Linked DNA regions of Homo sapiens: region 2 is linked to region 1. Evidence: chromatin contacts called from ENCODE Hi-C or POLR2A ChIA-PET data. All regions are on one chromosome and are shown on one strand. Each heading gives the region's core, a stretch centred on a gene start or an enhancer-like site at or near the end of the contact. The rest is flanking DNA. Distances are from core to core; before and after follow the strand shown. Region 1 holds the start of NFIB (nuclear factor I B). Region 2 holds the start of CCDC171 (coiled-coil domain containing 171).

Region 1 (3,391 bases), core at 331-2,830:
GCCCCCAGGTAAGTCTGTTGGGTCTCGCCGCTTTTCTATTTGACCGTCTGGCTTAAAGTGATACAAATCGTGTTTCTAAAAAGTATAAAACCAGTGTTTTATTTCATAACATTATTCCTAAGGTCTTAGGACAATTCTCAAAGTCGAAAAAAATGACCTTACTTCTACCAGCATTACTTAAAATGCCTTACGAGCTACGCCCAAATATCGTCAAATGAACAGGTTTCCACAAAAGGAACACGTTCTAAAAACTCCTTAACAATCACCAAGACCAACTAACTCGTGTCAACGTAAATACTGCCTTTGTGGTGCGGTCACTAGAAACCCCAAAGTGCAGCAGGTCACTATGGACCAGGGTTTCAGATCCCCAAATAAAGCAAAGGAATGGGTCCCCGGACCACAACCTCCGACTCGATTCGTCGCCCGCCCACCGCCTGCAGCGCAGTCCAGCGGCGCCCACACAGACTCGTGCTACAGTCCCCTCGCCCAAGTTCACTGGCTGTTTTTAAAAGCTTAGTCCCCCGTAAAGTCCTCCAAAGCCCGAGTCCACCTCAACGCGCGAGCTGCTGAGAGGGGCTACGGGCACCCCGGGCGGGGATGCCGCACCACAACGGGCACTTGAGGGGCCGCACGGGGCCTCGCACTTACAGGTCCCGGCCCTGCCCACCCCCCGGCGGCCTTGCCCGGCCCAGCGCCCGCGCTCCGTGCCCAGGGCGCGGGGCTGGGCGCTCGCAGTGGCCGTGGCGAGGGGCCGCTCCCGGCTCCCACGCCGCCCCGCGACGCCCGCTGCAACTCCGGGCCACTTCTCCAAGGGACGGGGATGTGCGGAGGTTAACTCAAGCCGCTAATTGTCCGCAACAAAACAAAACAAAGGCATTTCGGGCCAGAGAGAAAGCTCGAGAAAGCGACCGAGACATGTACCTGAGTGAGACAGATGGGAGAATACATCATGACTTCGCCTTAAAACGCACTTTCCGGGAGATGCCCAAGAAAATCTTCGAGAAGCAAGAATTTCATCTATTCATTTTACAGTCATCTGAGCCCCGCGATGCGATCAATCAGGACGGGGCTCTGCGCTGGATCACCGCAACTTCACAACAAACCCAGTCCTCCTTAAATAGCCAAAGATTCAAGTTCACTCGGCGTGCTAGATTTCCAGGGGTGAAATCCAATCTACACTTTTAACCCTCTTGCAGTCCGAGCGCGCTGGCCGTGCTTGCCGAGGCCGCCGCCGCCGCCGGTGTTGGCTGCTTTTCGCCTGGGTTTGGGGATTTGTTTTCTATTTTGCAGTTGTTGTTGTTGTTGGGGTGTAGGGGGTGCGCGAAGGTTCGGTGTGGGTTGGATTGGGGTGGTGGTTGGTGGTAAAATGCTTTTTCAAAAAAGGCGGGGAGGGGGGCGCGGGAGGGCGCAGGAGGGCGAGCGGGCGGGCGGGAGGGAGAGCGGGGAGAATGTGTCACCGCGCTGGGAAAGTTCAAGGTTACAGCCCCAAGCACTGCGGCAGGATCCCGGAGTGGTGATCGCAGGCGAAACTTTGCCGCGAGCCGACCATGTGTGTGCGCGAGGGGCAGCGTGAGCGAGTGCGCGCGGGTGGCGGGGCGCGCGCGGGAGAGGGCCGGGGTGGGGGCGGGGTGGGATGGGGGAGAAGGGAGAGGCCGGGGTGAGGGAGGGGGCGCGAGCGCTGATCTCTGGGGCGGAAGAGGCTCGCGGCGCGTGGTCCCCGGCAGCAGCAGCCGCCGCCGCCCGCGCCGGGTCTTCGGCGCCCGGCCGCCCGCCCGCCCGCCTCGCCCCGCGTCTGACCCGGCCGAGCGTGGAGGCTGCTGTTGCCGCCGCTGCCCAGAGCCCAGGGGTATCAAAACGATCTCCTGAAAAATTCCAAACGATAAATCCCGCTCTCCCGCTCGGCTCCAAACTCCTCTCTTTTCTGCTCTAGGCTCTTTTTTTTCCCTCCCTCTCTTGCTTTCTTTCGTTGCAAAACTTGGAAGTTGAAAAATTCACCGGTTCCACCCTCTGGACCCCGCTCGAGCTCTCTCCAAATCAGACTTAAGGATTGTTTTATTATTTAATTACACAATCATCGCTTTACTCCTCCTCCTGCAAACGCGCATTCCTTTTGCACCAGCCTCTCCACACCCCCCGCCCCCCCACCTTCCTCCTCCTCCTCCTTCTCCTTCTCTCCCCCCACCTCTCCCTCATTTGTTAAAGGTATCCTACCGGTGCTACAGAACCATGACTTTTTTTTTTTTTCCAAAATAGCTCTTCTTTCCGCTGCCCTCCCCACACCAGCACACACATACACACCCCCGAAAACCCGCCCTGGAAGAGGTATTTCGGTGCTCGCTGCGGACTCTTTTAAGCCGCGGGAACATCCGAGTGGGAGAAGCACCGAAACCGTCTGAGCCCGAGAAAGGAACGAGTGGAAAATTCCCTCACACCCAGGCCGCCCCCAGGCCGGGGCTGGGGCGCGGACACTCGCACCCGGGGCGGGCTCAGTCCGCGGAGCCTGCGGCTGCCGGGAAAAGGGGGAGGCCGAGCAGGCGGGGACCTGAGCGAACTTGGGCTCAAGTAGTTGGGGCGCGCCGGCGTGGACCAGGGGGGTGCGGCGCCCAGCCCCCGACGGCCCCGCCCGGAGCCCGGGTTCGCGGATAGGGAGGGGGTGCGGGTTCGTCCCGGGTCTGCCCACCAGGGGCCCGCACCCGAGGCAGTCGCGGCGCGCGGCGCTTCGCCGCGGTTTGCCGCCCTCCCCGGGGGTGCCCCGTGCACGTGGCCTCGCTCTGAGCGGGAGGACCGGGCCGAGCCGCCGCCGCCGCCTCTTGCTCCCTCCACCTCCTCCCCGCGCCCGGCTTCGCTCTCCTCCTCCTCCTCCTGCAGCCCCGCTGGCTGGCTCCCAATCCCCACCCCCCGGGGCCCGGGGCGCCGGCGGAAAGCGTCTCCCTACCCGCCCGGGTGCAGGCGGGGCGGGGCCGCGGCGCGCCCGGGGCTGCGGGGCGGGCCGGCGGGCGCGCGCGCGCCGCTGCAGCCCTCCAGAGGCTGCGGGCCCTGAGCCGCTCGGCGCCCGCGCCGGCTCCCCACCGCGGCGCTGCCCCGCCCCCACCCCGTCGCCCGTGCAGGCTCCGAGTGAATGAACTTGATTCCAGGGATTTTGAAGAAGGCGGTTCGCCTTGCACCCTTTCTGCACCCCCCGCCCACATACACACACCGCCCCCCAAATCCAGTTTTCTGCTTGGGGTGGATGGGGACGAGGGGGAAGCAAAGGCCTCCCAGACAATGGAGGGAGGAAAAGTGAGCGCCTGGGGCTCCGAGTCTACCTAGCTGGGGGATCCGGGGGGCGCTGGGGCTACCGGGTCCTCGCGGGCCCATCCCCAGGGCGGGGCCGCCCCGCTTCCACGGGTAC
Region 2 (3,391 bases), core at 614-3,113, 1.2 Mb after region 1:
CACTTTTGTGACTTTGTTAAAACACAAATAATTTTTTTTTTTTTTTTTTTGAGACGGAGTCGCGCTCTGTCGCCCAGGCTGGAGTGCAGTGACGCAATCTCGGCTCACTGCAAGCTCCACCACCCGGGTTCACGCCATTCTCCTGCCTCAGCCTCCCGAGTAGCTGGGACTACAGGCGCCCGCCACCACGCCCAGCTAATTTTTTTTGTATTTTTAGTAGAGACAGGGTTTCACCGTGTCAGCCAGGATGGTCTCGGTCCCCTGACCTCATGATCCGCCCACCTCGGCCTCCCAAAGTGCTGGGATTACAGACGTGAGCCACCGCGCCCGGCCAACACAAATGAAATTTTAAGTAGTTCCAGCTACTCAGGAGGCTGAGGCAGGAGGATGGCTTGAGTCCTGAAGGTCTAGGCTGCAGCGAGGCGTGATTGTGCCGCTGTACTCTAGCCTGGGCAACAGAGAACAACCCTGTTTCAAAAAAAAAAAAAAAAAAAAGAAAAAGAAAAAAATAAAATTTAAAAATATTTTTTAAAGCTTGTAACATAAAAGTTCTAATCTCATTAGTCAGTTGTAATTTTCCATTTCATTTCTAAACTTTAGAGTGGGCTATTTTTTCCCTTTATTTCCTCTGGAGCAATTGTCCTCTTTATGGCTCTAGTAAAAAGAATCAGGGACAGGCCTCCGTTTTAGATGTAAATGACTAAAATCAAACCAATTAAGGTTTCAGTGCTACAAGAATCAAGGAGGTTTTAATCTCAATTTGTGTTTGCATTTATGACCGTTGGCTCTCCCATGGGAGAGAGAAAAGACGGCCCCTACACCTGGTTTCAGGTTGATTACAATCAACAAGGACCCAGTTTAGTATAGAAGGCTCGTTTTGCATTAAACACCTTTTTGTGCAGAGGAGGTGGTGGTGGTGAAGATAAAAATCTTTGACCAAATCCTGTCAATTTGCATTGTTCTCTGGAAGAATAGGCTTTCAAAAGTTAAGGAACAAAAGAGGAGTTGGTTTTCCAGTCTCCCTTAGGCGGCAGCAGATTGTGAAGCAGCCACCGGGAGGAACCAAAGTATAAATTATCAATAAGAGGACGGTGTGTGTGTGTGTGTGTGTGTGTGTGTGTGTGTGTGTGTGTGTGTCAGAGAAAAGTGAGAGAAGCGAGGAAAGAGATAGGGAACACACATGCTAAGGCTCCGAGGCGTTTTCCACGATGTGCCTGGTTACGTAATGTTGATAATGAAACGCACTGCAAGCAGCATCAATGCATTCTTCCGACCCTGCTCACCACTCCCAGCTGGGATACAATGGGGACGGGAAGAGGGGACAGGATGCCCTGTGCAGGCAGAGAGCTGTCCAGACAGAGGTAAACCAGGCAGTTGGGCAGAACCCGAGCCCAGAGAATTTCTCCCCAGGCCCCGGGACCAGCCCACCGTTGCTGTGGCTCTAAAGATGGGCAGAAGAACCAGTTTCAAAAAGCAGGATCTGGGATCCGACCTCTTAGGTTTTTATTCAGCAGGCAGGGAAAAGGGGTTAGAAGCTGGAAATCTGCATTTCCACTCGGCTCTGGCGACTGAGACAGGAACGCGGACACCTCACGCTGAAAAGCCACAGCAGCGCGTGGGCAGGGCGCACCCCCGCGCGGGGACGCGGAGCTCCTGGAGCGAGAGCGCGTGCGGTCGCGAGCCCGCCGCTCCCCAGCAACGGCGCATGCGCCCGTTCGTCCCTCAGCGAAGGCGCGCTGCTTGGCGGGCGGGCTCTTCCAATCCGAGCCAGCGTTCTCGGAGTACGTATCCAGGAGCTGCAAGCTGAGGGCTGCGGGAGGCGGGAGGAAAAAGTGGGGCCGGGCCTGAGTTGGGCTGACCTGTGAAAGTCTGGGAAGGTCTGCGAGAGAAGCGGAGTGTTTTCAGCTCCGGAAGTGGCAGTTGTAAACTTCACCTCCCGGGGGCTCTTCCCCTTCTGTACCCCTTTGCTGTTTGTCCCCCTCCTCCCGGGTCCTGGAGTCCGTCGTGTTCCAACAGTTTTTGCTCTTATTCCCGTGGGCTGCCTGGGCCTCCTTTCACCCGTGAGACTTGGAGCGGCCCCTGGGGTCTTGGGTGTGCAGCACGGATCACGCGAGACCCCTGAGGTAACCGCACGGTGTGGGGGCTTCGAGGCGGACGACTTGGGAGGGAGGTGTTGAGAGGGTTGTAGGGGCCCCTGAGTGAGTTTGGGGCGGCCCTGGGGCTGTTGGCGTAGGCTTTGGGGCACGCCTCCAGCTCCCTGGGCTGGGTCTCCCCGCCCACCTGGAGGAAGATCTCCGTGGAGCATCCTAGCCAGAGATCGCTGAGGCTGTACCAGAGCGCCGGATGGGGACCAGAGGGGAGGCAGAGGACCGGGATTTGGAGCTTCTTAGGGTTACTGCTGCGGAGCGCTTTCGTTCCCGAGAATCAGTAAGCCCCTCGAGGATAGGGACCACGTCTTTCAGCCCGCTCTCCCCTTTTTAAATGCCGGCCACACACTAGACACTCTACAGATGTTTGATAAACGGGAATGAGTTGTGCTAGACTGTCACCTGCAGCTTCTACCTACCCTCCAGGACTCTGAGAGACTTAGAATCTGAGTCAGCTGTGCGTTTTCCCGAAGCTGTAAATTTTCTGCAGAAATGGAGCCGACTTTTTGAATTTTTTTATTCCATTATGATATTGATCCTAAGAAAATACATATTTCATGTATACATTTTAGGTAAATGAGATAAATACGTCTTTATTTTGTTTATTAGAGTTGGTGTCCAGCTCTTTTGAATACATGACATACCGATGTTTTATGGTTTTCATAATATTGGAGAAAAGAACATACGATTTTGTCACTTTTTTTTTTTTTTGAGATGGAGTCTTGCTCTGTCACCCAGGCTGGAGTGCAGTGGCGCGATCTCGGCTCACTGCAAGCTCCGCCTCCCGGGTTCACGCCATTCTCCTGTCTCAGCCTCCCCAGCAGCCGGGACAACCGGCGCACGCCGCCACGCCCGGCTAATTTTTTTGTATTTTTAGTGGAGACGGGGTTTCACTGTGTTAGCCAGGATGGTCTCGATCTCCTGACATCGTGATCCGCCCGCCTCGGCCTCCCAAAGTGCTGGGATTACAGGCGTGAGCCACTGCGCCCGGCATGTCACTTATTTTATTTAACTGTTAGTTCCTACTCTCAACAAAACAGTGGTAGAGCAGAAGATGAACATGGTTTTTCATAAAATGCAGAGGAAACAAAGGCAGTGCAACCTGCTAAGAGGAAAGATGAAGGGCATAGTCTTAGTTTGTAGCTTTCTGTGTTAGTCTTGGGGCTCAGCCATTTATGAGCTGCGTCCCCACAGGCAAACCACCTAACCTTCCTAGGCGTTAGGTTCTTTATCTGTCAGATAAG

What was found. A loop is a pair of places that touch in the nucleus more often than their neighbours do. ChIA-PET counts read pairs that join two places held with the same protein, here RNA polymerase II (POLR2A). Pooled maps may share reads with other maps.
Region 2: a loop to region 1 is called in a pooled map, with 9 times the contacts of the local background. The contact joins the promoter of CCDC171 here to the promoter of NFIB in region 1. A Hi-C loop is called at or near these places in 2 of 168 maps with a recorded cell type or tissue (OCI-LY7 and naive thymus-derived CD4-positive, alpha-beta T cell), 1 of 37 single-sample maps with no recorded cell type and 10 of 50 pooled maps. POLR2A ChIA-PET finds 5 or more read pairs at or near these places in 1 of 52 experiments (OCI-LY7).

Annotation. Positions count from the first base shown.
Region 1 is chr9:14,312,561-14,315,951 of GRCh38, forward strand. It overlaps NFIB (nuclear factor I B), which reads right to left and starts at 1,581. Exons shown (of 11, transcript NM_001190737.2): 1 at 922-1,581. The coding sequence starts at 951. RefSeq lists a silencer at 990-1,284.
Region 2 is chr9:15,551,180-15,554,570 of GRCh38, forward strand. It overlaps CCDC171 (coiled-coil domain containing 171), which reads left to right and starts at 1,864. Exons shown (of 26, transcript NM_173550.4): 1 at 1,864-2,123. RefSeq lists enhancers at 1,461-2,106, 2,002-2,171 and silencers at 1,562-1,621, 1,632-1,721.